Regions from separate parts of the Homo sapiens genome. Here all the other regions are linked to region 1. A link is a loop called in an ENCODE intact Hi-C map of the cell type or tissue named here. Cell type or tissue: mammary epithelial cell. All regions are shown on one strand. Region 1 holds the start of LOC105372630 (a long non-coding RNA gene). Region 2 overlaps MATN4 (matrilin 4). Region 3 holds the start of LOC101929863 (a long non-coding RNA gene). Region 4 overlaps KCNS1 (potassium voltage-gated channel modifier subfamily S member 1).

Evidence for each region. Peaks named below come from ENCODE experiments on the same cell type or tissue, not always from the same donor. Only the 100,000 strongest peaks of a DNase experiment are listed, where the experiment ranks them.
Region 2: a loop joins it to region 1, with 6 times the contacts of the local background. A loop is called at or near these places in 10 of 110 quality-filtered maps.
Region 3: it touches region 1 in a loop (13-fold over the local background); 7 of 110 quality-filtered maps call a loop at or near these places.
Region 4: it touches region 1 in a loop (11-fold over the local background); 2 of 110 quality-filtered maps call a loop at or near these places.

Annotation. Positions count from the first base shown.
Region 1 is chr20:45,225,984-45,233,983 of GRCh38, forward strand. It overlaps LOC105372630 (a long non-coding RNA gene), which reads left to right and starts at 4,854. Exons shown (of 3, transcript XR_936763.3): 1 at 4,854-5,043; 2 at 5,293-5,450. In mammary epithelial cell, a CTCF peak has its summit at 3,764 (motif pointing left); no DNase peak of the experiment used is centred here; H3K27me3 peaks cover 525 bases.
Region 2 is chr20:45,286,487-45,294,486 of GRCh38, forward strand. MATN4 (matrilin 4) reads right to left here. Exons shown (of 10, transcript NM_001393530.1): 9 at 7,422-7,529; 10 at 6,964-7,339. The coding sequence ends at 7,281. LOC105372630 (a long non-coding RNA gene) reads left to right here. Exons shown (of 3, transcript XR_936763.3): 3 at 3,590-3,866. Among named protein-coding and RNA genes, the nearest start is that of RBPJL, 16 kb to the right of the region's middle. RefSeq lists a silencer at 7,342-7,401. In mammary epithelial cell, CTCF peaks have their summits at 4,596 (motif pointing left) and 7,444; DNase peaks (open chromatin) are centred at 4,575 and 7,325; H3K4me3 peaks cover 862 bases.
Region 3 is chr20:45,134,821-45,142,820 of GRCh38, forward strand. It overlaps LOC101929863 (a long non-coding RNA gene), which reads right to left and starts at 4,209. Exons shown (of 3, transcript XR_936751.3): 1 at 3,997-4,209; 2 at 3,697-3,854; 3 at 2,618-3,077. RefSeq lists an enhancer at 4,023-4,082. In mammary epithelial cell, a CTCF peak has its summit at 4,160 (motif pointing right); a DNase peak (open chromatin) is centred at 4,011.
Region 4 is chr20:45,091,502-45,099,501 of GRCh38, forward strand. KCNS1 (potassium voltage-gated channel modifier subfamily S member 1) reads right to left here. Exons shown (of 4, transcript NM_001322799.2): 2 at 7,660-7,738; 3 at 6,161-7,194; 4 at 1-3,839. The coding sequence starts at 7,735. The coding sequence ends at 3,369. Among named protein-coding and RNA genes, the nearest start is that of KCNS1, 5.6 kb to the right of the region's middle. In mammary epithelial cell, CTCF peaks have their summits at 4,482 (motif pointing left), 6,388 (motif pointing right) and 7,215; no DNase peak of the experiment used is centred here.

The DNA.
Region 1 (8,000 bases):
CTTGCATAGTCTTGGAAAGTGGGGTCTCTGATGCAGAGTTCCTTCACCTTAACGTGGGGATAATAATAACCATCTCATAGACGTGCTTAAAGATATTGAGTGAGATGATCTCAACCCCAGTGCTCAAAAAAAAAAAAGTGCCAGGACAACAAATTTGGAAGTAATAATAATAAAATAATTTTTTATTATGCCTTCTTTGAAAAGGAGGTAAAATACATATAAAGAAAAGCACAGATCTTATGTATTTGCTTGAATGAGATTTGACAAACACATACATATGATTGCACAACGCCTAGATGAACGTATGGAACATTCATCTTGCCTTATGCTCCTTTCAAATTCAGTCCCAGTTCTTCAGGGGCAAATAATATATTGACTTCTAGAAACTCATAACTCACCTGTTTTTAATCCTTACATAATGAATTTATGGAATAACATTACCTTTTGTGTATCGCTGTTATTCAGTGTTTTTGAGATTCATTCTGTTTTGTATGTATCAGCAGTTCATTCATTTTATTGCTGAATAGTATTCCATTGTTTGAGTCTCCACATTTGTTCTTCTATTTATCTGCTGATAAACATTTGGTGTTCCCAGTTTGGGTCACTGTGAATTAGGATATCACATAAGTTCTTGTACAAGGCACAGTAATATATATTTTTAAATATCTGTGGTAAATACCTAGAAGTAGAATTTTCTCCCAGGGTGTGGCTTGTTTTGTTTTGTTTTGTTTCTTAATGATGATGTATTTGGAAGAGCTAAAGTTTTAAAGTGTGATGAAATCAAACATATTCATTTTCCTTTTAATATGAATATTATTGTATCTAAGAACTTTTGCCTTCTCCAAGGCTGCAGAAATGTTCTGTCTGTGATGTCCTTCCCTAGAAGCTGCATAGGTTTAGCATCTATACTAAGGTTTATGGTCCAACTTGATTAACATTCGCATTCCACTCAAGGTGCAGATCCAGATTCCTTTTTCGCAGATGCTCGTTTTTATTAGTTATTAATAATGCTGCTATGGGCATTCATGTGCAAATATTTGCGTGAATACATTTTCAGTTCTCTTGGGTATAATTATGGAAGTGGAATTTTTGATTCTGGTGTGCTATAAGGTTCTAACTATATTATTTTGCATGTGGATATCCAGTTTTCCCAGTATGATTTGCTGAAAAGATGACTTTTTCTACTGAATAGTTTTTCTACCCTTGTTGAAGATAAGTGAATTGACAATGTAATGGTTGATTTTTGGACTCCCAATTCTATTCCTTTGATATATGTGTCTATGCTTATGCTAGTACCACACTGTCTTGACACTGTAGCTTTGCCGTAAGTGTTGAAATATGGAAGTATGAGTCTTCTACATTTGCACTCTTTTTCAAGATTGTGGTTGCTATTCTGGGTTCTATGCATTTACACATGAACTTTAGGATTAACATGTCAATTTCTACAAAAAGTCATCTGTAACTTTATAGGAATTCCATTTAGTTTTTAGATAAAATATGGAAAATTGCCTGCCTAAGAATATTGAGTCTTCAATCCACAAACATGGAATGGCTCTCTATTTTTATGTCTTCTTTAATTTCTTTCATCATGATTTGTTGTTTTCAACAAATGTACATGTCTTGCCATTATTTTCTTAAATAAATTCCTGTGTATTTCATTCTTTTCGATGCTATTGTAAATGGATTTTTTTCATGATGCAATTGAAAGGTATAGGTTGATATTTTGTCCTGCACCTTGATGAGTTGTTTATTAGCTCTAATAATATTTTGGAGTTATGTGGATTCTTAAAAGTTTTCTACATATGTCATCATGTCAGTATTTCATGTATGGGAAATCTAATGGTGAAAAACATGAAGTATTCATATATCTGGGAGTACCTTAATTTTTCCCTAACTTGTGAAGGATAGATTTGCCAAGATATAGAATTCTTGGTAGACCGATATTTCTTTCACCACTTTTAATATGTTCTCTCACTATCTTCTGGCTTGCATGGTTCTAATGATAAATCAGCTGTTAAGCTTATTTATTAGTCATTTTGAGTTATTTATCTCTTGCTGCTTTCAAGAATTTCTCGGCCAAGCGCGGTGGCTCATGCCTATAATCCCAGCACTTTGGGAGGCTGAGGTGGGCAGATCATGAGGTCAGGAGTTAGAGACCAGCCTGGCCAACATGGTGAAACCCCGTCTCTATTAAAGATACAAAAAATTAGCTGGGCGTGGTGGTGTGCACCTGTAATCCCAGCTACTCGAGAAGCTGGGACAGGAGAATCGCTTGAACCCAGGAGGCGGAGGTTGCAGTGAGCCAAGATTGTGCCATTGCACTCCAGCCTGAGCGACAGGATGAGACTGTTTCAAAGAAAAAAGAATTTATTTTTGTCTTTGTCATTGATATTTCCATTATAAATTGTCTAGGTGTGGATCTCTTACAGTTTTTTCTTAGTGTTCATTGAGATTTTTATACATGGAGATTTGTGTTTTAAAGCAAAATCAAATGTTTTTAGCCATTACATCTTCAAATATCTGTCTGCCTCTTTCTTTCTCTCTCCTTTCTTCTGGGATTTCCATTATGCACATGTTTTTCCATTAGATTGTATTACACAGGTCTCTTTCTTTATCGTTCCTCAGAGTGTATAATCTCAATTGACCTATAATTATAGTAGTTGTTCCTCTCTTCTGTCTATTCCTATCTGCTGGTAAGACCCTCTTGTGACTTTCTGTATCAGCGATTTTACTTTACAACCTCATCATTCATCATGAATTTTTTTTATGATGTGAAACTGATTTTTATACTTTCTGTTAATCTTTTTGCCCATGATTTCCTTTAGTTCTTTGAGTATAATAACTGATATCTTTGTCCACTAGGCCATTGTCTGGGATTCCTAAAGGATCATTTCTATTTATTGTTTCCCCTCTTTTCTGTGTATGGGCAGTATTTCATGTTTCTTTAAACATCTCATAATTTTTAAATAAAATTGTACTTTCTACGTAATATAATTTGGCAGCTTTGGAAATCAGAATCTATCTTTAGCATTTGTTTGTGTGGTTTTTATTGCTGAATACTTGCTTAGTAACATTCCTGGACTAATTTTGTAAAGTCTGTGTTATGCATCGTGTACAGCCACTAAATTCCCTGTTTCGTTTGCTTACTAGTCAGATAATGAATGGACACCAATGATCTTAAGTCCTGTAAGCCATAAGTTGGCCTTTTGACTTTATCAACTAGTGAAGTTTTGACACAGTCATGAAGACATTAAGACATGAATTAAATGAGAAAAATTTTTCACGAATTAAACTTAAAGCCTGTGGTGCACAAGGAACTAGATTTTTCATAAATCTAGAAATTATCTTGCTAATAGATCAATATCTGGCTCTTACTTTCTGTCTGTGTGTGTTTCAATGTTAATGTAGTAAAAGTAAACACTTCAAATGCACCCTTATCTGAACATGGCTGTGAGGAGTCGGTTTCAAATGTTCTGGATACACAGTGGGAAGAGGGAAATTGGTCAGTCCTGATGCAGTCCCTGGGAAAAACAATGCCCTCCTATTACCTAAAAATTCGACAGTATAAAGTAAGAATTAGGAAGAGCCAGGACAGTTCTGCAACACCCCGAAAAAAGGAAAATCCATGGGGGCTCTGAAAAATTACACCCCAGAAGTTGTTTCACGTGGTTGCTTCCTGGAAGTGAAAGAAAACAGCTGGTGCTTCCGGGTCAAGTTGAGGCACCTCTGATCTCCAGCCCCCGGAGCCACAGCACCACCTGCTGGTGGGGCCCCGCTAGAGCTGACATAGACAGGTCCAGCCTCCAGGTGCGCCCAATCCCTTTTCTTGCATTATGAAGCTAAGCAGCCTCTCTCAACTCACTGTGACCGTCCCCCTTTGCCTCCTCCACATGGCCCAGCCTGGAGCCCTGAAAAGTGGCGGGTAGGGCGTGGCGACGCGTACTGTGGCTGGAGTTGGGGAGCATTTCCTCTGAGGAGTCCATGCGACGACCTGGCCCTCATGCCTGGAAGTCACTTGGTGTCCCCGACTCACCCTGTGGCATTTTTCTCCAGCTGCACAGAAACCTGAATGTTGCCCAGAGTTTTCTGTTGCCTGCCCTTTCATCCTGTTACCCATGTGCTGGCAGGATAAAATTTGCAAAGGGGTTAAATGGTGTTGCTACTACGAACGTCGGCATTAGTGTATGGAGTCCTGCTGGACTTTGGATTGAGGTTAGGAGCCCCAGATCTGCTGCCCGTGAAACCTTCCTGCAGAAGCATTGTCTTAGAAGGAGTTGAGAACTTCATGTTCCCCTAGAAAATCGTTGTGATCAGAGGTTTTAAATTGGGTCGACCCATAGATCTGCCTCTGGACAATGAAGCAAGACCTCCTTGCTTAGATTATGCACCTTCCATTTCACACAACGGACTTCACCCTTCTCCTCTCTGTAAAGAGGATATTTCAGCAAGATTCATTAAGATCCTCAACAGTTACCGGGTTTTTATTATTTTTTATTCCTATTTTCTACAGCTTATAATAATGAAACACTTTCCTCTTCATATTTACATTGTGAGTGTTTATATAATTTCACACTTCCTTAGGATGGCTTGCCTAGAATCCCTGATCCCCGTCCTTGATTCCTGGATAGCACATGCCAGTGTTCTTTGGAGAATACATAAGAGGATCCAGACAATGGCGTCCTATTGCCTCAAAATCTGCTGGATGAAGTAAAAATGATGAAGAGTTCTGTAACACCCTGAAAGGAGGCAGTCCATGAGGGCTCTCAGAAGTTACATCCCAGTTGTTTCACGTTGTCTCTTCCTGGAGGTGAAAGGAAACAGATGGTGCTTCCGGGTTAAGCGGAGGCACCTCTGACCTCCAGCCCCGGGAGTCAAAACGCCATCTGTTGATGGGGCCCCGCCAAAGCTGACATAGACAGGTCCAGCCTCCAGGTGCCCCCACACCGTTTTCTTGCATTATGAAGCTGAGCGGCTTCTTTCTACTCTCTGTGAACATCCTCCTTTGCCTCTGAATGACCCAGCCTGGAGTCTTGAGGAGTGCAGGTAGGGCCTGGCGACCCTGGGTGTGGCTGGGGTTGGGAACGTTTCCTCTGAGGAGTCCATGGGGTGACCTGGCCTGGAAATCACACATTGGTGCCCACTCATCCTACGGCTTTTTTTTTTTTTTTTGGAGTCTCGTTCTGTCACCCAGGCTGGAGTGCAGTGACGAGATCTCGGCTCACTGCATCCTCCGCCTCCTGGATTTAAGCGATTCTCCTGCCTCAGCCTCCTGACCTATGGCGTTTTTTCCAGCTGCACGGAAACCGGGATATTGCCCAGAGTTTGATCTTGACTGCCCTTTCACTCTCTTACCTATGCGCTGGCGTGATAAGAGTTGCAGGGGGTCAAGAAGTGTTGCTACTACAACTGTCGGCATCAGTGTATGGAGCCCTGGTGGACTTTGGATTGAGGTGAGGAGCCCCAGATCTGCTGTTCTCCTTGCTGCCCCTAACTCCTTCCCTCAGAAGCATTTGTCTTAGAGAGAACTGAGAACTTCCCATGCGTTTAGCAACCGTTGTGAGCAGGGCTTTTAAATTGGGTCAGTCCACGCATTTGCCTCTCTAAAGTGAAGGAGGAGGCTCAACAGACCTCTTTGCTCAGATATGCACCTTCCACTTCACATAATGGGCATCACTCTTCTCCTCTCTATAACTCTCTATAATGTCGACATTTCAACAAGATTATCTCTAAGGTACTCAATAGTTACTGGATTTTATTATTTATTTTCAAATCCTTTTACTTACAGTTTACAATCATGAAACATTTTCCTCTTTACATTTACATCGTGAGGTAAGTTTATAATTTCACAATTCCTTAGGATGGCTTGCCTAGAGTCCCTGATCCCCAGTCCCTGACTCTTTGGCAGCACCTGCCAGTGTTCTTGTGAGGAGAATACCTAACAGGAATCACGCCTCAATGCCCCCGGGACACAAAACCATGTGCCCTGTACATTTTGCATCTTCCTATATCTCTGGTTTCCTGTTCTCTCCCAAGATGGAAAGCCCTTCTTAACCAGGACTGAGGAGACACAAGTGCTACAGGCTCAGTCTGGGATAACTGGTCTCCATGTTGTCCATGATCGCTCAGGCCCAGAACTTCCTTTTAGCAAGAGTTAAATGCTTCTTACTATGATAACAAGACGAAGAAATAAAGCGTTGTATATTTAAAACTCTTTGAAAATCTAAGTCTGCTGGATTGATCTCTTGCTCTCCCTCTCTACTCAGCCATGTTGCATAATCCCTTAGGAACTGTAAAATGGACAGAGTTACTGTTTCACATTTAGTTTCATCAATTCCTGCACTTGTGTTTTTCTGATATATTTGTCTCTTTCAATATCTCCTGACACTCAGATTCTCTGTTGGTCAGATTCCAGGTGCATTTTGGAGTTAAATTCTCTGGGTTTGCATCCTATGAATGGCATGCCGATTAATCCTGTAATGGAAGAGCAAGGCATTTTTGCTTCAGTTTTTCTGGTACTACTGCTGGTGGCCTTTCCAAGTGTTGAAGTAATATGATCTGCGATTGGATTTGGAACTTAGGGTCAGAAACTGAGCAAGATGTACTTTAGTTCTAGGTACTTTCATTCCTAAAAATTGAGCCACCCTAAATTAGGAGAACAAAATCCTTGTGGTTCAGCCTACATCCCTTGAGTCTTTGCTTGAGGGTTGGGCCCTAGGTCTACCTAATAATGAAGTGTAATTAGCCATGAATTTTCCAAATTTATAACTCTGTGCTTCATTCTTCCTTAACTCCCACAAATGTTGCAGAGGTCTGGGAAAGTAATTTTCCAAAATTTTATTTATCTCTGACAAGTATCTTAACAATTTTGAAAAACTACTTTTTCCCAAGCATGTTTTAAACTGACATCTAATAATTTTATCATCATTGCATAGTTTCAAGAGATAAAAATTTAGGTATATGATAAATGTTGTCATTTAAATCAAATGGGTATCTTACTCTATGAGGTTTCTAATAGAATCTAACTACAATGTTCATTTGTTAGTAACATCTATTAGGGAAGAAAAAAAACATGTCCTTTTTCCTCATCATCTCTCTATCTTTCACATCAGAGAGGAGCTACCCTCTCTGCAAGAGCTTCGAAGAGAGAAGCTACCCTTTCTGCGAGAGCTTCAAAGACCAGCAGACATCCGAACACCCTGCCTGCAGAGAGGAGCCACCCTCTCCAGGGCCCCCTCTCTGTTGAGAGCTGAATACTCAAGGGATGATCTGCCTACAGAGAGTAACAACCCACTACAGGTCTCCTCTGAGCTCTTCTAACACTAAATAAAGCTCTTCTTCATCGTCTTCACCCTTCACTTGTCTGTGTACCTTATTCTTTCTGGATGCAGAACAGGAACTCAGGCAAAGGTGCCACCAGCCACAGAGGTTTCTGGAAAGAAAATGAACACCCCAAAGATCATGTAACACTTCTACTAATTTGGGTTTGGCTTGTTCTTGCTTTTCTAGTTTTTTGAGATGCATTGTTAGGTTACTTATTTGATATCTTTCCAGTTTTTTTATGTAGGGGCTTATTGCTATTAACTTGCCTCTTAATACTATTTTTGCCATGCTCCATAAGTTTCGTTTTTTTGTATTTCTACTTTTGATTGTTTCAAGGAATTTTTAATTTTATTCTTAATTTCTTTTTTCATCCACTGGTCATTCAGGAGCATGTCGTTTAATTTCCATATATTTTGTATAGTTTTGAATGTTCCTGTTGTTATTGATGTCTAGTTTTATTTCCTTGTGGTCATATAAGATACTTGATATGATTTTGATTTTTTAAAATTTTTTGAGACTTCTTTTGTATTTTAGCACTTGGTCAATCCTGGAGAATGTTTCATGTGCAGATACAACAAAAGTGCATTCCATAGCTGCTGGGTAAAATGTTTTGCAAATGTCTGTTAAGTTCATTTGATCTATAGTACAGTTTAAACTTGATGCTTCTGGGTTAATTTTCC
Region 2 (8,000 bases), 61 kb after region 1:
AGTAGATCCAGGGTGTGGCCCAAGAATGTTCATTTCTAACGTGTTCCCAGATGATGCTCATGCTGCTGGTCCAAGATCACACTCAGAACCACAGCTCTACCCTTATGGGCAGCACTGTACAACTTTTTTTTTTTTTTTTTTTTTTTTTTTTTAGATGAAGTTTCGCTCTTGTTGCCCAGGCTCGAGTGCAATGGCGTAATCTCGGCTCACCGCAACCTCTACCTCCCGGGTTCAAGCGATTCTCCTGTCTCAGCCTCCCGAGTAGCTGGGATTACAGGCACCCGCCACCATGCCCAGCTAATTTTTTATTTTTAGTAGAGATGAGATTTCACCACATTGGTCAGGCTGGTCTTGAACTCCTGACCTCAGGTGATCCATCTGCCTCGGCCTCCCAAAGTGCTGGGATTAACAGGCATGAGCCATCGCCTGGCAGCTCTGTACAACTTACAGAGCATGTGCACGTTACCTGGTCTCATCTAGTCCTCCCCACAGCCCTGAGAGAGAAGGGGGCAGGCAAGGGCAGGGCAGCTATACCTGCTGTGTTGCTAAGGGGAATGAGGGGTGCCCACCTCGCCGCAGCCTGCCATGCCCCAGTTATCCGGTACCCACCACCCCTCCACCATCAGCTCCCACCACACTACCTCACCCAGTGAATGCCAGCTCACAAGCCTTCTCTCCGCCCCAGAACTTCAAGCTTTGTTTATCCCAGAAGGCCCCCACATCTGCACTCTCTCCCCCTGGAACAATGGAAGGCTGCCTCCCTCTCAGACCTCAGTTCAAATTTCGCCCCCTCAGGGAGTCTCCCTTGACCACCTCACTTAATCACCTCTCCCCTTTCCAGGTGTCCTCTATACCTGTGATGAGTGACGCAGTGGCCACAAATCACATGGGGCTATTTAAATTTAAATTATCTAAAACAGAACTTAAAATTCAGTTTCTTGGTCACATTAGTCACATTGACTGCTATGTTGGACAGCAAGGATATAGAACCTTTCCACCATCACGGAAATCCTGTGGACAGCGCAGCTCTCTACCCTTACTCAATTTCATCATCTTCCCAGCAATGATCACTAGTTGAAACCTTATTCATTTACTGACTTGTTGTCTGCCCTCTCCTAGAACACAAGTTTCTTAAAGACAGTGTAGGACTCTCTTTTTCACCACTGAATCCCCAGTGTTCAGCACAGTACCTAACATATTCCCAAAGCAGGTATTCAAGAAACATTTACTGGGAGGGTATTTTGGGGGGCAACTGCCAAGATTAGGAATTGGAGTCCTGTAATAGGGAACAGGGGTCACTCAGATTATCTTGTTCATCTGGGAGAAAATACACCTCAATTATTATCTGCATAGTGTAGTTAGTTGTTAGCTTTTTTCTGTCTATATCCTCTATTAATTTCCATCCTCATCTCAGCTGCTGGGAAGAACACGCATGCCCTGGCTGCCTAGAGAGGGATAAACAGCAGCAGTTCCATTCACCGCTTCAGGAAAAAGAACCATCTTGGACCTGGGAAAGAGCAGAGCAAGGGATGAGGTGGGCTGGAGATGGGATTGTCCATGGCAGGAGGAAGAACAGAAAGAAACAGTGGCTCATGGATCCGGGAGTTTTAAATGAGCTTGGGATACCCTAGAATGAAGAATCAGTGCCCAGCTCTGGACTGACACAGTCTGGACTTAAGTCTCTGCTCCACGGCTTATTTGCTGTGCAAATTACTTTCTGGGACTGGGTTTCTTTGTCTGTAAATTAAGAATAACAATATATTTTTCTAATTAAGATGGTTATGGGAATTAAATGGGTTCTTCATAAGTCCTTAGAATTTCAGGCCCTTAGTATATGTTCTTTTTTATCACCTTTTCCAAAGCCCCAGGGCTGCCACTCACCTCCCGCAACAAAAAAATTGCTTCCCAGCAGTTGCTCCTCATACCTCCCCTTCCAGCCTTCCCTCTCCTCTCCAGCACATGTCTCTGGACTAAAACCCTTGTGACTGAACCTGCCTTCTCTGCCCAGCCCCTGGTGACTCCTAACAAACTTGTAATGCTTGCCCTGGCATTCACATTTGCTTTCCCATTTGCTGTTTCTCAGCTTAGCTCCTCACGTCCGCTCATGTGGGGCGCAAGGTCTAGTACACGCCCACACCCAAGATCCTGAGACCCTAGTCTGCTCCCCTGCCTGGTGGAGGACACTGAGCCCTTGCCCAGCACTCATGTCCATCACCAGAAGCTTTGTGTCTCCTTTCTTCCTCTGATCACTTGTGCAGTGTCACCCAGGAGCTGGGAGAAACAAAGATTCCTGGGCCCCACTGCAGGATGCTGCATTTTAACAGACCCTCAGGTGATTCATAAGTCCATGAAGTCTTGTGGGTTAGAACCACTAACCCACAAGCCCTTGTCATGGGATGCAGCATGATCCACCTGGGGGACTGAGGGCGACTGTCTTCTCCAGCCTCACCCTCCCCACATGCCCTTGAAAAGCCACTCGAGTCCTGTGCCCAGGAGCCCTCTCCTCCTTTATCATCTGCGGAATGTCTACCCTTCCTTGCTGGTGCAGCTCACTTGCCACCTCCTCCAGGAAGCCTTCCTGGGCTCCATAAAGCTGAGCTGCTTATGCCCTCCTCTGTGTATTTAACAGCAATTTGCTTTTCATTGTGTGATGTGGCCGAACTTCTTCATTGGGCCTGGGGATCTGAAGCCACGCCACTTCAAATGAGTGGGAGGGTGTGGAAAAAGGGCAAGTAATGGCCTGCAGAGAAAGGGGCCCTTCCTGATCATCCACTGTGCATGTTCACATTCATCAATGACTTCGCTCTTTCCTTTTAACCTATGAGGTTGGCGTTGCCCACAGGTTTTTTTTGTTGTTGTTATTGTTTTGTTTCTTGGTTTTGTTTGTTTTTGAGACGGAGTCTCCCTCTGTCGCCCAGGCTGGAGTGCAGTGGCGCGATCTTGGCTCACTGAAACTCTGCCTCCTGGGTTCAAGCGATTCTCCTGCTTCAGCCTCCTGAGTAGCTGGGATTACAGGCACATGCCACCATACCCGGCTAATTTTTGTATTTTTAGTAGAGACGGGGCTTCACCATGTTGGTCAGGCTGGTCTTGAACTCCTGACCTTGTGATCCGCCCGCCTCAACCTCCCAAAGTGCTTGGCATTACAGGTGTGAGCCACCATGCCTGGCCTGCTCACAGGTTTTACAAGAGGGGACACTGAGGCAAAAGTGTCCCATGGAGGCTGTGCTGCTGACAAACGGCAGAGCGGCTCCTGCCATTCACCTGCACTGTATCTCGGGCTTTGCTTTGGTCTACTCCATAAACTTCCTGAAAAAGGTTTCTTTGAAAAAGTCCAAATTTGTCCCTAATAACTGAAGGGTAGAAATGTGAAATGGGCCTACTCTGGGATCAAGACCACCTGGGTTCAAACCCTAACTTGGAAGCTCTGGGCCTTGGGCAACTAACTGGCCTCTTTCAAGTTCAGTTTTCCCTCCTGTAGGTTGAGAGGTTTCAACGAGACAACACAGATGAAAGGCACAGCCTGGCCCCCAGCATGCAGGCCAGTGTTTGGTAATTGATAGTTTTCTCTCCTGTTTCACTATCCTAGGTCCAAAGAACCAGAAGAGTAGACAGTCCTTAGAGACAGCAGCTGTGCCGGCTGCAGAAATGGAGAGAGCTGTGAGCTAGAATAGAAGAAGAGAAAGGCCAAAAACCACGGAGAAACAGAGCCAGACAACACAGAGGTGAAATTCAGAAAGCGAGTCCAGCACTTGGCTGAAGTTACAGGCCCTTCCTGCCCTGCCCTTTCCCACCCAAGGCCATGCCTAGTTCATGTTACTAAGTCTAAGAAACAGCTCCAGAAGTGGCATCTCTGCTAACCACTAGGGAAGATATTGTCGTTTTTTAATGATTCAAACTCTCCAGGGAACCAAGAAGGCTGAGGGCGCTGAGTTCTCTCCACACACCTGGGCTCAGGACTCCCCCAATATCTACGTGCTTTATTCCTGATCTTAACAGGCTCTGAAAGCCACATAAACCCGTGCTTGCCTGGGTACCAAAAGACCCGGGCCCGGGGGTCTTTGTTCGGGCTCGGTGCCTTCTCCATCTAAGCTTTCTTGGCAGTGTTACTCTCCTCACACTGTTACTTGGGTTCTCACTTTCTGTTCTTGAGTTAATGGATGTTTGTTTTCCTGAATTCACGGGTCCTTTGTAAGTCTTCTATCCCATAACGTAAGATGGGGGTATAAACAAAGAAGCAAGCGCTAGCTGACCTTATGTGGGGCATGGTTAGGGAACAGGAATTCCCTGTATCCAGCAGGGTTAAGCTGGTAGGAGGAAAGGGAAATGAGAGAAAGGAATCAAGAAGTGAGAAAGGGAACCAGTACCTGTCAACACCAACACACACCTGGTAAGTAGCAGGGCTGGTCTTCAAATCCAGGACTATGGGGCCACTGCATGGGAACAGAAGCAGCTTGTAGACTTCGGTGGTGGGGCTGCCAGAGTCGGGGAATTAAGGGAGGACAGGCTCTGCAGCCCAAGTGCCAGATGCCAACGGCCTGCGAAGGCTCTAGGACCCAGCTCCAAATCAGTGCTCCCGGCGCCATCCAGTGGCCATTAGGGAGATTGCAAGAGAAAAAAGCATGAGAAAAGAAACCCCAGAGAAGCCAGTGCCTGCCAACTCCAGGGAAGAGGAAGGAAGGAGCCTGGCCTTTGCCCTCAGTGCCCCCTATCAGTTGACTACCCTGCTCCAGTTTGACCTCCCCACTAGGCTTCTTCCTGGTGCAACTGATGTTTTCTCTCTGTGTGACCTTGGGCAGGCAACTCTGGCCTCTAGGCCTCAGTTTCCCCAACTGTAAAATGAATGGTAAGGCAAGGTGAGGTCACATGCCAAGTCCATAGGTCTTTAGCTCATCTGATCCTCATGGCCAGGTAAGATGATCATTCCCATCCCCCCATACTCCAGTCCCTCCTGACCACGCATAGTTCAAGCTTCACTCACCTGTAAAGTCTTCCATGGCCTCCTGCGGAAATTCCAGCCACCGTTTAAGGATCACCTCTCCAGGATTTCTCCCTCCTCTCATCTGAAGTTCCCTCTTTCTGCAACAGTCAGGTGGACCTCAGCCCTTCTAGCCCGGAGCTTCCTCAGCTCAAGAGTTTTTCTCAATCATCAGTTTCTCCCTCTTCACCAAGCCTAGCAAGGTGCCCGGCACAGAGTACTTAAGAGCAGCTGCTCTGAAGTCAGTCAGCCTGGCTTCAAGCCCCATGTGGTAGGCAGAATGGCCTTCCCCACAAAGATGTACACATTTTAATCCCCGGCACCTGTGATTTCACCTCACACGACAAAAGGGACTTTGCAGATGTGGTTAAGATAGAGAGCTTGAGGCTGGGCGCGGTGGCTCACGCCTGTAATCCCAACACTTTGGGAGGCTGAGGCAGGCGGATCACCTGAGGTCGGAAGTTCAAGTCCAGCCTGACCAACATGGAGAAACTCTGTTTCTACTAAAAATACAAAAAATTAGCTGGGAGTGGTGGCATACACCTGTAATCCCAGCTACTCAGGAGGCTGAGGCAGGAGAATCGCTTGAACCCAGGAGGCGGAGGTTGCAGTGAGCCGAGATCGCACCATTGCACTCCAGCCTGGGCAACAAGAGCAAAAACTCCATCTCAAAAAAAAAAAAAGATAGCTTGAGATGGGATTATCTTTGATTATCAAGGTCATGCCAATATAAACAGAAGGGTCCTTATAAGACAGAGACGGGAAGGTCAGAGTCAGAGAAAGAGATGTGCTGATGGAAACTGAGTCTGAAGTGATGTAGGGCCATGACCCAAGGAATTCAGGTAGCCTCTAGAAGCTGGAAAAGGCCAGGAAACAAAAGCCTCTAGAAGGAATAAAGCCTTGCCAACACATCTTAGACTTCTGACCTAAAAACTGTAAGGTAATAAATGTGTGTTGCTAGCCACTCAATTTGTGGTAACTTATTAGAGCAGCCATAGGAAACATCCTGGTTCAGCTTCGTACTGGTTATGTTACTGTTGGAAACTTAACCTTTCTGTGTCTCAGTGTCCTCATCTGTAAAATGGGGATGATAAAGGCAATAATTCTTATTTCACTGGTTCCAAGTATAAAATGAAAATACCTGCAAATCAGTTACAATAATGCCCAACACTAAATATGTTAGCTGTTACTATAAGAACAGTTAATAGCTACCATTAATTGAGGGATAGGTACAAGGCACATGCCTTAGAAGAATGTCCTTGATTCTCCCCATCACGCTTGGGGGTAACAATTCCAGTCTCCACTTTGCAGATGAGGAAACAAACACAAAATAATTTTCCCCAAATCACTCTAGGACTGGAAGCATTTTAAACTTCGTTGTTTCTTACATGCACTCGGGAAATGGTACTGGTTTGTGTTCTTTGCTGATAGAGGTGTTTTGGGAGGGGTTGATAAGATGACAGAAGGAAGGCCACAGGCTGGACAGACAGGGGTCCTAGCTGATACCTCCTTCTCTTCCTACCTAGTGCAGGAGAGAGTTAAAATCGGTCAAAGCTCATCTATCCACTCCCACCCCATCCATTTAGGGGTTCAATTACTGCCTCTCACTTTCCCACCAACGCCACCCCCGCACCCCTTACCAGCGCTCAGTACTAGCAGCTTTTGAGCCAGATTTGGGGGCATCATGGGATAGGCGTGGCCGGGAGCGAAGCGTTCAGTCCGCTGGGGAATGGAGTGGCGCAGACTTACTCAGACCCCAAGGATTCCTGTTGAGCCCCCTCCCTTCCCGCAGCCTGCATAAGGAGCCATCTGTTCTCGGCTGAATAAACAAGCAGGGGGAAGCAGCGCCGGGTCTCCTGCCCCCGAGCCCGACCCCCGCACAATGCGCCTTTCTCCAAGGAGACGCCGCCCGGGCGCCGCCACAGCACGCTCCGTCTGGCTTCCCCTCCCCCAGGCGGCGCAGCAAGACCCAAAAACGGACCCCGTGGAAATCAGTTTTTTTTATTTTTTTAAGAACACAAACAAGAAATCCAACAAAGAACTGAGCGCAGCACGCGGCGAGGGCGTGCCGGTCTAGCACGTGCCCCTTCCCTCACCACCCGCTATCCCCCTGACGCCGCAGTCCGCCTAATGGTCCGGGCGAGGCCAACTCAGCTCAATGCCGGAAGCCCGCCAGCGCCTCCGCCCCGACAGCCCAAGCCGGACGGGCCCAGGTTCTGCCTGGCCCCGGCGCACCGATGGCGCGCAAGGGGCACCGTCCGTGGTGCCGCGCCCCAGCCCGGGTCTGGGCCGTCCGTGGCCCTCACTTCTGGTTGGCCAGCTGGTTCTCCAGATCCTCCAGGCGCGCCGTCAGCTGGGCCAGTGAGCGGTTAAGGAGGCCGTTGGGGTTCGCCGAGGTCCCTTCACTTTCCCTCCAGCCCGCGCCACCAGCCCCAAAGGATATGGTTCAGCGTCAGGCTCTCGAGCGCCCCCAGCGTGCGGCCCTGGAACTCCACGAGGCTTTCGCATTCGCATGGGCTCCGAAGCTCTGTCCCTGCGCTGATGCCCTCCTCTGCAAGCCGGACACAGAGGGTCAGGGGGATGAGAAATTGCCCTAGCTTTGGCCCTCTGATTTCCCTGCACTGGGCCTATGGTTGAGTATATGGGCTTTGGATTTAGAGAGACCTGGGCTGAGTCCCAAGCTAAGTAGCTGTGAGATACTGAAAAACTCACTAACCTTTCTAAGCTCAGTTTTCTCATCTATAAAATGGATATAATGAAAGAGTGTACGCATTAGTGGCTTCGAGGATTCATTCACCTGTGTACGTGTGTGTGTGTGTGTGTGCTCACGCACAACTTACAAGACTGTTTCTCAAACCTTAATGCTCATTGGAATCATCAGGAGAGCTTGTTAAAATATAGATTCTGCTTCAGAATGGAGAAGAAGCTCAGAAGGTACATTTCTAATAAGCTCCCAAATGATGCTGATGCTCCTGGTCTGTGGACCACACTTTGTGTAGCACTCTCCAAATAAAATTTTATG
Region 3 (8,000 bases), 91 kb before region 1:
CTTTATTGAATTTTTAATTTCATTCATTGCATTTTTCAGCTGCAGAATGTCTGTTTGATCTTTTAAAAAATGGCTTTACTCTCTCTATTAAATTTCTTATTTACTTTTTCTGATTTCATGAATTATTTCTCTGTATTAGTATTATTTTTTGAAGTTCATCAAGCTTCCTAAGAATAATTAGTTTGAATCCCTTGTCAGACAGTATTATATTTCTCCACTTCTTTGAGGTCAGTTATTAGGAGATTATTGTGTTCTTTTGGTGGCATTATATCTCTTTAATTTTTCATATTTCTTGTTCCCTTATGTTACTATCTGTGCATTTGAAGAAGTAGGGACTTATTCCAGGCTTTTCAGACTGACTTTGTCTGGGAGAGCCCTTCCCCAGTCAATCTGTCCAGAGATTCTGGGGAGACCATTGAGTGTGGTCTTTGGGCAGGTTTGAGTGCTTGGGCAGCCTAGCCTGGTGCCTGGGTCAGCAGGTGGGTGGACGTGTTACCTGGGTGGGGTTGGGCCTGGAATCTGTATTCACAGGAGCTAGCCTGAAGCCTGGGTCCATGGGGGCTGGCTTGCTCTTGGGGTGGCCCTTGAGCCTGAGTCTGAAAGGGCTGGCCAAGTACTGAGATGAGCCTGAAACGTGGGTCTACTGGAGCAGGCCTGTAGCCTTAGTCCAAGGGGCCGGGCCTGGGTCCTGGGTCCATGGTGTCTGACCTTGAGCATGGGTCTTCAGGGATGGTACTGGATCCTCAGTGCATGGGGAACTGGCCTGGTATTTGGGTCTACTGGGATGGGCCTGGATCCTGGGTCTGTTAGGGCAATCCTGGACCCTTTGTCTTCTGGACTCTGAGAACACAGAGTCTGGTCTAGAGTCTGGGTTTGGCCTCATGTTGTGGCAGTTGTAGTTCCTGGGTCTGCAGGGGCTTGTCTGGATCCTGGCATTGCAGATGCTGGCCAGTTTCCTGGAGACGTGTGTGCTGGCTTAGAGCCCGGGTCTGTGGGGACCTGCCTGGAGCCTGAGTTTACTGGGGCTGACCTTGGGGGCTGGGTGTGTGGGTGCTGGCCTGGAGGCTAGGTTCACAAGGGTTGTCCTGGGTCCTGGCCATAGGGGCTAGCCTGGAGCCTGAGTCTCTGGGGGCCAGTCTAGTGCTGCGGTCTACTGAGATAGGCTGGACCCTGGGTCTACTAGGGTTTGGGGCCATAGGGAACATCATGGTACTGGCTCAGAGACAGCTAGGGACAGTACTTTTGCCTCAGAGATCACTGAAATTATTCAAACTGGCCAATCTTGAGACACTTACCCTGCCTCACCTGCTCCTTCTTGCAGGAACCACAGAAAAGGTTTGCCCACATTTCTCCCTCACTCCCTCTATCTCTTGACTGAAAAAGGTGCTTTCTATGTGCCCCCCTGCCCTACCCTTCCCATGGCAAGGTGTGGCTCTCCTTTGAGATATGTGAGTATAACAAACTCTCTTTTAAAAGGCAGTAATCTCCTGATATGTTCGCTTTGTCATACCTAAATAATATTAAATACCTAAATAATATTAAAACCCAATTTTTTAAAAAGGAGCTTGGAAGGCAAAGGACTAGAAAATCAGTAGCAAGGATGTCTGTGGTAGGGAAAGAGGACCAAAATGTGAGGAGACATTTACTGTGAAGACTTGTGTATTACATATTAACACCTGCTGGGAAGCATCTATGATAGATTAGACCCTGACAGCCAAGATGAAAAACTCAACAAGTTGACATTAACCAGCTTTCTTTTTTCTTTTTTTCTTTCTTTCTTTCTTTTTTTTTTTTTTTTGCGACAGGGTCTAGCTCTGTCGCCCAGGTTGGAATGCAGAGGTGCGGTCTCCCCTTACTGCAACCTCTGACTTCCAGGCTCAAGCCATCCTCCCACGTCAGCCTCCCAAGTAGCTGGGATAACTAGCCTTCATCACCATACCTGGAGAAGTAACTGCAACACAAGGTAGAGGACAGTGGTGAGCATGGAAATGCACTGCTTAGATCTCCTGCTGCTTCAGGGTGTGCAACTGATGGATGCCCCCAGCTACTGTCCTCTGCATCTGCCACTATGTCTGTGCAGAAGTCATGGATGCTTCCATCAGGTTACTCCCAGCCAATGACTGAGTGAGGCCCGAACACTAAGGCAGGCTCATTCTGAGACCTGGGCCTCTTCTGATAGGTGACTTCAGTTCAAGCGTTGTCTTTCAGCCTGACTGGCACTTTACCAATGTTGTAATTCATTCTGAGACTCTTCCTCCTTCCTTCTCTCCTCCCTCAGAGCAGGCAGCCCTGCATCATGGTCTCATGCTCTCCTTGCCACTTTGGCTACCTCCCTTTGTCCCTCACAGGCATTTTCCCTGACACACACTCTTGATTACCTAATCCTGTCTAGGTATCTGCTTTTCAGAGTGAGTCCTAAACAAACCTACTCACCTATAGTTTTGGTTTGAATAGTTCAGGAAATGTTGAAAAAAGGGAGAAGAAGAGGAAGAAGATGGGAGAAAAGAACATGCTTTTTTTTTCCTTAATAGTTATTACTATCAAGTCAAGATGATTAAATTCCGTTAGAAACATTAAAAAGATTAAGGTTGCTTTTTAAATGAAAGGACAATATTCATCATATTCTTAAAAGTTTATTCTTTGTAACTATTATGCAATTATGATAAAAATGTTAGATGTCAACTTAAAGCATGCTAGGGAATAATTGGCTTTTCAAAATTTGTTTATAATAGTTACAAATAAAATTTTGGAAGACTTGTCCAGACTTCTACTACCTTTGTGGTCCTTAACTAAATGTGAAATATTAATCATATCCTTTTTTCAGATCCTAAGGGAAAAGCCATAAAGGATGGAGAGAGAGACAGGGAGAGAGAGAGGAGATCCAGCAGTCTTACAGATTTTTCTGTGGTTTTAAATATACAATGCTTTATCTCTTTGTCTTCTTGTCATATTAACAAGCATTTAACTCTGAAATGACATCTTGGGCCTGGGAAGATCATGGACAAATTGGAGACCAGTTATCCAAATCAGAGCCTGTAGCACCAGCGTCTCCTCAGGCTTGGCTAAGGAGTTTCCACCTCGAGAGAGAAGAGAGAATCAGGGATGTAGGAAGGTGAAAAGGTTCAGGGAAGGTTCAGCCTGGCTGGTACTTTGTCAATGCCAGGTGACATGGCATTGCAGGAGACATGAATTTGTGTCCTGGGGCACTGTGGCAGAAATCCTGCTAAGTACTCTCCTTCACAGAAAACTGAGATATGCTGCCCCAGAATCAGGGACTGGGGATCAGGGACTCTAGGCAAGCCATCCTAAGGAATAATGAATTTATAATCCCTGACCTTACAATTTAAATATGAAGAGAAAGGTGCTGTGAAAGGTATCGTGAAAAACTAAAATAATAACAATAAAAATTCAATAACCCTTGAGCAACTTAGAGATTATCTTGTCCAAATGTCCCCTTCATACAGAAGAGAAGGGTGATGCCCCTTATGTGAAATGGACAGTGCATATCCTGAGCAAGGAGGTCTATTGAGCCACCCGCTTCACTGTTCCGAGGCAGATCTGTGGGCCAACCCAACTTGAAAGATCTGATCTCAATGATTTCCAGGGGCATGGGCAGTTATCAACTCCTTCTAAGATGAATGCTTCTGCAGGAAGGTTTCAGGCGCAGCCGAGAAGGGCAGATCTGGGGCTCCTTACCTCAATCCAAAGTCCACCAAAGCTCTGTACACTGATGTTGACAGTTGAAGAAGCAATACTTCTCGATCCCCAGGCAGGCTTTATAGTGCAGCACACAGGTAAGAGGGTGAAAGGGCAGGATAGAGTAAACTCTGGGCAATATCCAGGTTTCGGTGCAGCTGGAGAAAGATGCCACAGGGTGAGTCGAGGGCAACCATAAGTCACTTCCAGGTATCAGGGCCAGCTCGTTCCACGGATTCCTCAGAGGAAATGTTCCCTAACCCCACCCACACCCAGGATTGTCACGCCTTACTCACTCACACTCTTCAGGATTCCAGGCTGAACCATGCGGAGGCCAAAGAGGACGGTCACAGAGAGTAGAGAGAGGCTGCTCAGCTTCTTGGTGCAAGAAAAGGGCGTGGGTGCACCTGGAGGCTGGACGAGTCTATGTCAGTTCTGGCGGGGCTCCACCAGCAGGCGGCGCTGTGGCTCTGGGGGCTGGAGGTCAGAGGTGCCTCAACTTGACCCGGAACCATCAGCTGTTTCCTTTCACCTCCAGGAAGAGATAACGTGAAACCATTTGTGCGGTATAATTTATGAGAGCCCTCGTGGACTGCCTTTCTTCAGGGTGTTGCAGGGCTGCCCTGGCTCTTCCTTATTCTGACTTTATCCAGCGGCTTTTGAGGCAATAGGAGGGCATTGTCTTTCCCCAGGCTTGTATCAGGTCTGACCAACTCCCCTCGTCCCAGTGTGTATCCAGAACAATTGAAACCCACCCCTCCCAGCGGTGTTCACATATGGGTGCGTTTGGGGTACCACATCGAAGTTGAAACACACACAAAGCTAGATATTGTGCTATCAGTAAGATAATTTCTAGATTCATAGAAAATATAAATGCATTATGAACTACAGAGAAATAAGTTTCAGTTGCGTTATTAGTGTTTGCTCCTTTAACTCCTGTCTTTATGTTGCCATGACTCTGCAAAAACTTTATTTGTTGATAAAATTAAAAGTCTAACTAGGTTATTTTGTAATGTGACCCCTAGGCTAAATAACCGTTCTGCCTCTCTGCACTCCTGTAAAAGTGTGTGATGTACCTACTCACTTGGTGGCTGAGAACATAGCTATCAGTAATGGTGAGAAATGGGTTATGAGTGCACACAGGAAAATTGGTACCTGATGTGGAAGGTAGAGAAATACTGAGGAAAAAGCTCTCTGAAGCAGGTGTTCTATCTATCTATCTATCTGTCTATCTATCTATCTATCTATCTATCTATCTATCTATCTATCATCTGTCTATCATCAACATCATCATCATCATCCTTTCCTCTCTTTCTAGTGCAATCTGTGGTTACCTCCTAGCTGTGTGTCTTTTTGCTGTTTTATGACACAAAGCTGGAAAGTTGATATATCTTTGAGGTAGGACAGTAAAGGTATATTGCTGGCCTTGCCAGCTGAAGGCAAATTGCTTCTGGTGGGCCTTATGGACAGGAATGGAGGAAAAGGCATTTGCCAAGTCAATGGCTGTACACCAGGTACCAGGAAATGTGTTAATTTGCTCAAGCAATGAAACCATATCTGGTACAGCAGCTGCAATTGGCGTCACCACTTGGTTAAGCTTATGATAATCCACTGTCAGTCTTTAAGATCCATCTGTGTTCTGCCCAGGCCAAGTGGGAGAGTTGATCGGGGACGTAGAGGGAATCACCACTCTTGGGTCTTTCAAGTCCTTGAAAGTGGCGCTAATCTCGGTAATCCCTCCAGGGATGTGGTATTGTTTTTGATTTACCATTTTCCTAGGTAGAGGTAGCTCTAATGGCTTCCACTGGCCTTTCCCACCATAATAGCCCTCACCCTACCAGTCAGGGAGCCAATGTGGGGGTTCTGCCAGCTGTTAAGTATGGCTATGCCAATTACGCATTCTGGCACTGGGGAAATGACCACAGGATGAGTCCAGGGGCCCACTGGACCCACTATAAGTTGGACCTGAGCCAAAACTCCGTTAATTACCTGATCTCCATAAGCCCTTACTTTTGGTCCTGGAGGACCACAATGATGTTTTGGGTCCCCTGGAATCAACGTCAGCTCAGAGCCAGTGTCCAGTAGTCCCTGAAATGTCTGATCATTTCCCTTTCCCCAGTACACAGTTCCCCTGGTAAAAAGCCAGAGGTCTCCTTGGGAAAGGATGGGAAAAAGATTCACTGCATAAATTGGTCATAGGGTAGTGGGGTCTTTCCTCAAGGGGCCCTGGCCTCCCCTTCATTCAAGGGGTTCTGGGTCTGTAAACTGGTTCAAGTCTGGAAATTGATTGAGGGGCCATGATTCTCTGCTTTTATAATTCAAATTAGTCTTTTGTCCATTCGACCTAGAAGTTTTATGCTTGTATAAATTAAATAGGAATGCAGTAGGCCTCCTATCAATTTCACTTTTTAGGAACACTAGGATTAATTAGCCAGTGCCAGAGCTCTACATGAGTCAGACTGATTGCTGCTTTGCCTCTGCTTTCCATTATGGTAGCTACACCCACCTTGCCTTTGACAGTTGAGTGCTGCCACTTGGCTCCTGCCACCTCGGGCTTCAGTTATTCCCATTGTATTTAAGTTTTGTAGTTAAGTGACTGCGGTTCCCACTGTTAGATCTGACATACAGAAAAGAGCAAATACAGGGCTCTTCAAAGATGAGGGTGCTGACCTCACAAATCGATTTCACAAGGCATTGGTCAAGGGTGTATCTTCTGGACCCTCCCAGCTGGGATGAGTAGGTCTAAAGTGACTAATTCGCTCCAGCATCCCAATCTCCCTAAGCCTTTGGATCCCTTCCTCTACATTAAGCCAAGGGAGATCAGGCATTTCCAGCTCATTCACAGTGGGCCATCTTTTAATCCATATTTCAGCTAAACAAGCAAATAAACTATTAGAACCTTTTAAAACTCCCTGAGCTGCAACATTAAATGCAGAGTCCCTACTTAGTGGGCCTAAATAAAGAAATTCAGCCTGATCCAACTCTATGTTCCTTCCACCATTATCCCACACCCCTAATATCCATGTCCATGCCTGTTCTCCAGATTTCTGCTTATATAAATGAGAAAACTCAAGCAATTCTTTTTGAGTGTAGTGCATCTCCTCATGGGTCACACTCTCAACCTCACCTCTAGGGGCCTGCTGGGACTTTAGTCTACTTATAGTTCTAGAAGCAAACAGGGGTGTTGGGGGTGGCTCCTGAGGAGAATCAACATTATCTTGCCTGGCAACTGCCTCAGGGGAGGCCATCACTGTTGTCTCAGGCAGCACAGGGTTTATCTCCCCAGACAAAGGTGGAAAGGCTGATGGCAGCACAGGTCAGCGAGGTGATGTTGCCACTACTGGGGATGAGGAAGCTGTTTCTTCTGGCAAAAAAAGGTTCATCAGAGTTTACAAACTCAGTGTCCTCAGCTTCATCAGGGTCCTCCCACATGTCCCCATTCCAAGTTGCAGGGTCCCATTCTTTTCCAATCAATGACACCTGGCGAGGCTGTGCATGCACCTTTTGTTGCAGGTCAGCCACTCACATGATAAGAGCTTGTGTCTGTTTTTCCACAATTTCAGCTCTTTCTCTAAAGGAGATAAGACTCTCAGTCAGGGCAATCTTAGCAGATTTGAGACTCAGTATCTGCTTCTGAAGCTGGGAGATAGAATCCCTGAGTTCATCATTTTCTTTCATCACTTCGTCCACTGAACTTAGGAGCAACCAACCAGCTTCATTATGTTCCTTGGTTCTCCACATATGGTCAAAGGTATTATGTATAGAGTCACTAAACTCCTTGCCTCTCACAAGCAGTGAATCAGGAGTGTCAAATGTGCTTATTTTGCATAACTCTCTAAACAGTTAATGCCAAGGACTATCAGTGTTCTCCATACTACTATTAGAACTAGAGTCCTTAGAATTTTTTGTTCTAATCATATTAAGCAGCAAACTCCAGAAACCCCAAACCAATGAAAGAACTCCATTTTTAATATTCTGTTCCTCTAGAACCACTCTTGGTACCAAAATCTGTATTAGTCAGGGTTCTCTAGAGGGACATACCTAATAGGAGGTATGTATATATATATATATATGGAGTAACTCACATGATTGCAAGGTCCCACAATAGGCCATCTGCGAGCTAAGGAGCAAGGAGAGCCAGTCCAAGTCCCAAAACTAAAGAACTTGGAGTCTGATGTTCAAAGGCAGGAAGCATCCAGCATGGGAGAAAGATGTAGGCTGGGAGACTAGGCCAGTCTAGTCTTTTCACATTTTTCTGCCTGCTTTATATTACAGCCACACAGGCAGCTGATTAGTTGGTGCCC
Region 4 (8,000 bases), 130 kb before region 1:
CAGCTCTTCCTTTGGTCGGGTGAATTTCACAGATACCCTTCTGTAGTGGGCCAGATGGTGGCCCCAAACACCTGTCCATATTTTAATCTCTGGAACCCGTAACTATTACCTTATTTGGGAAAGGGTCTTTTTGCAAATGTGGTTAAGTTAAGGATCCTGAGATGAGGTCATCTTGGATTATCCTGGTGGGCCTAAATGTCATCAAAAGTGTCCTTGTAAGACAGAGGCACTGGAAGACTTGACATACACAGACACTGAAGTGAGATCAGAGGCAGAGACTTGAGTGATGCAGCCACAGCCAAGGAAAGCCAAGAATGGTGGCAGCCACCACAAACTAGAAGAGAAAAGGAGAGGGTTTCCCCCTGGAGTCTCCAGAGGGAGGGTGGCCCTGCTGACATCTTGATTTTGGATTTCTGGCCTCCAGAACTGTCAGAGAATACACTTCTACTGTTTTAAGCCATCAAGTTTGTTTGAATTTGTTACAGCAGCTGCTGGAAACTAATATATCTTCCAATAAATTCATTTTTTGCTTGATGTCAGTTTGTTGCTTATACCCTCAAACTCTAATTGTTAACAGTCATTCATCACTTTAATTATTTTATAAATTACCCTTTTTGACCAAGTTTGTTCCAACTGAATTCCTGTCACTTGCAACCTGTTCTGGCTGGCACAACCACAAAGTTTGTGCCAAATCCAGGACTGGAGCCTGAGAATGTGGATTCCAAGTCATTCCACATATTGCCCACCCTCTCCAATCACTCAGACAGCATGTCAGGGAGCCATCTCCATACAAGCAGAAACACGTCCTGGGGCCCAGCTCTTTATTTGCATAATGGTTTTCACTGATACATGGGAAGGGGAGCGAGTTGTTGCTTTTCTGCCAGGACCACAAACAGCCTCATGGTAGGCTCAGGCCAGATGATTCCCTCTTGAGCTTTCTCCACATCAGTATTAGGGACCTGTTTGTAGGGTCAGAAAATATGGAAGCCGTCGGGTTTCTTGGTGTGTTCTGCAAGACCATAAGGGTGCTACACGCAGCCCTTCTGATCTGCCCCTAACCTGGGTTCAGCTGGGCCTAGATGTAAGGAGCAGAGTGTGCAGAAGGGCTGGTATGTGTGTGGTGAATTCAAGGGAGGCCCTTTGCTGCTTAGCTCCATCCTCTGTTCCAATCTGGAGACCCAGAATCCATGCGTATGTAGGGGGCCCACTATGTACTAGGCCCTGTGTATGACACACACCTTCACACATGCCATTCTCTCTGCTTGGAGTACTCCCCCCTGGAACCTCATTTGCTTAATTAGCAATTTATCATTTGGATGGCAGGTTAGATTGTCACTTGCTCAGGAAAGCCTTCTCACTTTCTCGGGCCATGGTCCCTGATACATTATACACACCTGTACTTAGTAGAGCTCGCTATATTTATGTGATTATTGCATTAGAGTCTATCTTCCCTACTAGTCGGTAAGCTTCATGAGTATAGGGATATATTTTTCCACCACTGTATCTCTTGAGACTAGTAAGCAGCCCATAAGTCAGAAGCCAGTATATCAGAGTGGCTGGGCATAACACAACGGCATGTGTGTCTGTTTGTGGGTGGCAGCGGGGGAGACACTATGGGGAACCTGAGAGTGCATGCCTCACGCAAAGGCATTCAGATTCTTAAAATATAATAAAAACACTGTTGGACTAAGCCGAAACATGACTGCAGGCCACACATGAAGCCCCAGTTTAAGACTCTTCCAACGGGTATTTGTTGAGTGAGTGAGTGAAGAACCTACAAGGAATATATTGTAAAAACTTCAAGAACCAAGCAGGGACAGGGCAGGCGGAGCTGAACGGACCTCCTTTTCAGTCTTGTTCACACCTTTTTGAGGGCCAGGTCTCTCTCTGGCTATCTTTTTTTCCCCCTCTGAGCTTGGCACCCAGTGGGCTGTAGGAATTGGTTGATCTATTCAACATTTACCAAATACCTACTCTGCACCAAGCCCAGAGTTCAAGCAGACAATGTCTTCCATCTTGAGGCTCAGGGTGATGGGACAGAGATAGCCACAGTCAGACAACAACAGCACAGTGCTGGGTGCTGTAGCCACAGTATGTGGAAAGGGCTACTGGATCCCCTCCTCTGACTTTCTCAGCAAGTGAAGAGAAGATTCAGCAGGTGGGTATGAGAGATATGCCCCCAGCAAGGGTGAGGGGGCTGGAGCTGGCCAGAAGGGAGAGGACTCTCACACATGGGCCTGGATGGGTACTCTAGGTAGGGCTGGACAATGTAGGGCTGGACGTCTGTGTGATGGGCAGAAAGGAACTGCCAAGGTCAGACTGTTGGGGGAGGGTCTTAGAAGCCAGTATTCATATATGTCAGCCCTCTGAACATTTCAGAGCTGAGCTGGCTTTAAGTTAGAGACCCCTCTGCTCTCCTTGGCTTTCATTGCCCTCTGGGTCACAGATTCTGACCATTTGACAGAGGGGCTGGAATCTGGACTTGGGGGCAGGGATTGGACCACTTTACACAGCAGGTCTTGGCGCAGCTAGGTTGTCTAGATCTCAGGCCAGGGGCCCTTCAGATTTTCTTTCTCTCACATCAGCCCTGGGAGGAAGGTCGGAAGATTATTGCTTAGCAAATCTTGCATACCAGCTAAAGAGGCAAGTACAATGCTATGGTACTTCCTCCCAGGACTCATCCTCCTTCCCTCCAGGACTCATCTTTGATTGCTGACTCCTGTTGGATGCTCCTAGAAAGGAACCACAGCTGAGATCCAGAGCTCCTATATCCAAATCTCCTGTCTGGACCCTTCCCTGGCTCTGAAAGGGATTTCTTATCTTGTGGATCAACTCTGGGGATCCATGAATCACCAAAAAACACACGCAAACTTCATGAGGGCAGAAGAAAGATGGAGTTGATGGAGCATTGCTCCAGGCACACCAACAAGCCCAGATTCCAAACCTGACTCTGCCACTTCTAATTGTGACATCTGGGAGAGGCATCGCTCATCTCTTAGCCTTGGTTTCCTCATCTGTGAAGTGGGGATAATTCTCTTTCTCCAACACAAGGCCAAACATGACCTGGTTCATGTACAGGAGGTGCTCAGGAATCATTAGTATCCTTTCAACTTCCTCCCTCTGGCTCATGCCTGCTTCATGAATGGCTTGGAGGCAGGTTTATAAAGCTTTCTGAGTTGCTTGCAGAATCTCACAGAATCTAGGGTAGCACTGTCCTGTCCTGGGCCTTTGGAGGAAGGAATGCAGCTTTTGAATCTCATTTCTCAGGACAGCATGAGTGATCCTGGGAGGCTCACTACCATGAAGAACTTTAGCAGGGGAGGAATCTCTACTGTAGGGGCATGGCAGGGGGTCACGGATCCCTGGTTTTAATACATCTGAGGGTGTGGAGGCTCACTGGGGGCCTGGCTCTCTAGATCTGCAGACTGTCCCTCCTGAGAGGTTTCTCGGGATGTCTCCAGAGATGCCTCCGACACCCCATCAATGCTGCTCAGCAAGTCCTCAAACTCTTGGTGGTTGCTGTTGCGCACGGCTGCCTCCAGAGCCTTCTGGCGCCGGTAGAAGTGGGAGAACTTGTTGAAGATGATGGTGATGGGGAGTGCTACCACCAGGATGCCCCCTAGGATGCAGCCTGAGGCTGCCAGCTTGCCAGCCACCGTCACTGGCACCACATCCCCATAGCCCACGGTGGTCATGCTCACTGTGCCCCACCACCAGCAGGCTGGGATGGTGTTAAAGCCCACGTCCTCCTCCTTTTCAGCTGTGTAGGCCACACCAGAGAACACTGACACACCCACAGCCAGGTACAGCAGCAAGATGCCCACCTCACGGTAGCTGTGCTGAAAGAGAATGTAGAAAGCCAAGTCAGAGTGGATGGGCTTACAGTCCTGGTATTAGGCATATGGGGAAACTGAGGCCCAGAGAGTATAAAGGACAGGTCCAAAGTCAGCAAGATAGAGCTGGTGCTAAGGCCCAGGTCCCCTGACTTTAAACTAAGACCTTTCAACTACAGTTGGCAGCAAAACCCCCTGGTATTGCGCACAGGCCTAAGTTCTATTGTCCAAGGTATCTGCTAGGCTACAGCTGTTTTTTCCAACTCCGGGGTTACTGGTGGCACCACAGCCAGGGAATGAAGAGCTTGTGATTTTTACACTGTTGCAGAACCAAGAGAACCATAGTTTATATTCCACAATGCAAAGAGTTGGTTTCATGTACTTTTGACTGGTCTGAAAAGTATAAAAATATTTTTTGCTCCTCCAGGAAGCTGAGAGGACATAAGTCCCCTGGACCACCCACAGAATTCACTTTCCTATGGCTGTGTATGTTTGCTTTGTCCCTGAGGCCAAGCTCTAGGGCAGTGATTCTCAAACAGGGTGGTTTTGCCCACCACCTCCCCGCCTCCACCCCGCAAGGGACATTTGGGAACGTCTAGAGACATTTTTGGTTGTTGCAACTGGGACAGGTGTGCTACTGCCCTCTAGTGGGTAAAGGCCAGGGATACTGCTAAACATCCTAAAATGTACAGGGCAGCTCCCACATCAAAGAATTACCTGGTCCCAAATGTCAGTAATGCGAGGCTGAGAACCCCTAGTCTAAAGCAGAGTCTCTCCAACTTTAATGCGTGCAGGAATCATGCAGGGGTCTTGGCAGAACGCAATCGCATAGTCTTGGGTAGAGCCAGAGAATCTACATGTCTAGAAAGCTTCCAAGTGATGAGAAAGCTGCTGGTGGTCAGGGGCCTCACTTTGAGTAGCAAGGCTCTCATCTGGAGTATATTACACCTGCATCTTAGACCCTGGCAGCTCTGATTAGTAATACTCTTCTCCCCTACTGAAGACAAAGCTAGTAGTGTCAGGCCCTGGCTCTCTGCATGGAGGGGACAGGGCAGCGTTCTGGGGCACAGGGATCTTCCCTGGGGAGATGCTGAGCTCAGGGGGTCTGCTGAATGTAATTCCTTATACCTGCCCACTGCCCTAGGATTCTGCCTAGGTCATCTGCCAGCACCCAGTATCCTGAGGGCATACAAGAGGCTTTACTAAGCCATGGGTGGAAGGGATCTTTCTTTTAGCATTGTCTGGGGATTATCAGTAGGGTCGCATGGAGCTTTAGGAGAAAGAACATGAGGTGCTGGAGCCAGGCACAGGTGGGTTCTTCTCTGGGTTCTACTGCTTATTGAGGAACCTCCAACAAGCACTGTCACCTCTGGGAGCCTCAGTTTCCACCTCTGCAAAGCAGTGACAATAACCCTTACCTCTGTTTAAACCTCTCACGAGCTCTCCTATACCCTCGGGACCAAGTCCAAAATCATGTGCCAAGACTTCATGACCCTTCGGTGCCCTGCCCCGCTCGACTCTTCAATTTCATCTCTGGGAATCTCCTTCCCTCCATGTCCTCCTCCCAGCATTCATCCTGTTCTCTCTCCAGGCCTCGGCACACGCCGTTCGCCTTGCCTCCCTCTTCAAACCATGCTAATTTCACCCCCCTTGAGTGCAAGCTTGCCAGGGCAGTGATTCACCCACAATGCAGCACCTGGCACAAGGAGGATGCTCAGTAAACTGCAACCAGGCTTTACAGAGCCAACCCTTCAACCTCAGCTTCTTCATCTACGGGAAGAGAATAAATAATAGCATCTTCCTGAGGAAGTTCTCCTAAGGACTAAATTGATAATGGATGTGAAATTGGCACAGATTTAGTGCTCAGTAAGTGTTAGCTCCTGGGGCTATTCCTAGACTTTACCTATTAAGAGTGACCTATGGTTATCAGAGCCCCCTGATAGTGCCAGAAGAAAGGCTCTAGCAGAAAGCCAGTTAGCATCCTGCTTTGCGCATCTTTGTGATATATATAATTTGATGTTTGATAGATATATCAAAAGTGATCTTTGTCTTTTTTCTTCGTTTTGAAAAAGAAAGACAAGCAAAGCTATGCCCCAGTTTTCTCCCCAGGAAAAAGAGATAACGGTAAGCCCTTCTTCACAGGGCTGTTGGGATAGTCACACTGCATGTGAAACGTACACCTGGTGTGCAGCCCTGTGCCTGGCACAAAGGACGGCATCTCAGTTGAACGTTAAGCCTGGACTCGGCAGGCTTGTAAGTTCACCTGCTAACCTGCCGGATGGCTACACCCGCCCACCCCAGCTCCAACCTGGCCTCAGAGGCCGTACCTTGAGCGTGGCTCCCAGCGAGCGCAGCCCGGTGGAATGGCGCGCCAACTTGAGTACGCGGAAGATGCGCATGAGGCGGAACACCTGCACCACCTTGCCCAGGTGGCCGAACTCCTTGCCGCCCTGGTCGCCCAGTGCCACACCAGCCAGCAGCGTGAGATAGAAGGGCAGCACAGACACAATGTCGATGAGGTTGAGCGGGTGGCAGAAGAAGTTGCGCGTACTGGGCGCCAGCAGGAGGCGCGACGACACCTCGAAGCTGAACCAGGCGATGCAGAAGTACTCGAGGCGTCGCAGCACCGGGTCGTCGCGCACGCCTTCCGGGCTGCGGCCCGCGGCCACCGCAGCCACGGCGGCCGCCGCCTCGCGGGCCTGGTACTCGGGCAGGCTGTGGATGCACATGGCGGCGATGGAGGCGAGCACCACGCTGATGGAGACGCAGCTGAAGAGCTTGCTCGGCAGCGAGTAGCCCGGGTTCTCCATGGTCAGCCAGAGGCGGCGGCGCAGGCGGCCACAGCGCGCCGCGCCATAGCGCGCCAGTTCTCGCTGCACGTCGGAGATCTCGTCGGGGCACGGGTCCACGCTGCTCGGCGTGTCGCTGTCCTCGTCCCAGGCGTGCGGCTGGGTCAGCCGCCTCTCCAGGTAGCGCGCGCGGCAGCACGCGGCAAGCGCGTTCTCGCCTAGGCCCCAGTAGTCGGCCTCCTGGCCAAAGGCGAAGACGCACAGCTCGTCGAGCACGTGCAGGTGGCCAGTGCGGTAGAAGTGCAGCAGGCTCAGGAAGAAGCCCGGGTGCCGGTCGAAGTAGAATTCGCGCGCCGCCTCGTCGTAGTCGTCGCACAGGCGCCGCGCCTGCTCCTCCGACGCCGCGGCCTGCAGGCGGCCCAGCCGCGTGCCCGGGAAGCGCGCCAGGGCGCGCGCGCTCAGCTGCCGCCGCACGCCACCCACGTTCACGCGCAGCGCCTCGTCGCTTCGCCGCCAGCGGATCCCGGTGTCGGGGCCCGGGAACTCGCTCACAAAGGTTTCAGTGCTCCTCCCTGCGGACACCAGAAGGGCGCGCTGAGGAGTTCCCGGGCTTCCCTTCCTGGAAGACCAGGTTAAAATCCCCTCCTCCATCCAACCAGCCAAGGGGTGTTGGAGGCTGTGTGTGAAGCATCTGGTATGCAGGAGGCGCTCAGTAGATGTCAGGTGCCCTCTGGACTCAGAGTCAGGCCTGGCTTTGACTATCCTTCATCCCCATCATTTGACTTTGGCCAAATCACTGACCCACCCCACCCCCATTTCATTTTTCTCCTTTGGAAAGTAAATGCTGAGATCTACCTGGAAGGATATGAAAGCGATGGAATCGCAGGATGTCCTGGCACCTAGTGGGTGCTCACATAGGATGTCTCCTTTTCCAGGACAAACTTGGATTTATTTACACCAAAGGTCTACTGTGGGATCTTGGGCCCGCCAGCCCTCTGAACCTGTTTCTTCTGCAAAATGAGGATAGTAACACTTACCTCCTAGGGGTGTTGGCAGCACCACTTTAGACCGGAGGTTCTCATAGTGTGTTCCCCGGACCAGCAGCATCAGCATCACCTGGGAATTTGTCAAAGATGCAAATTCTCAGCCTGCCATCGATTTACTGAATCGGGAACTCTAAGGGTGGGGTCTAGCACTTTGTGTTCTAACAAGATTGGAAAGTGATTCGGCTACATAGTCAAGTTTGAGAGCTCCTGCTTTAGATTATGTAAAGCATCTGTAGAGTCAGCCAGACCTGACCTTGAATCTTGACTCTCTTGTGTCACCTTAGGCAAGTAACATCACCTCTCTGAGCCTCTGTGAAATGGAAATAAAAATA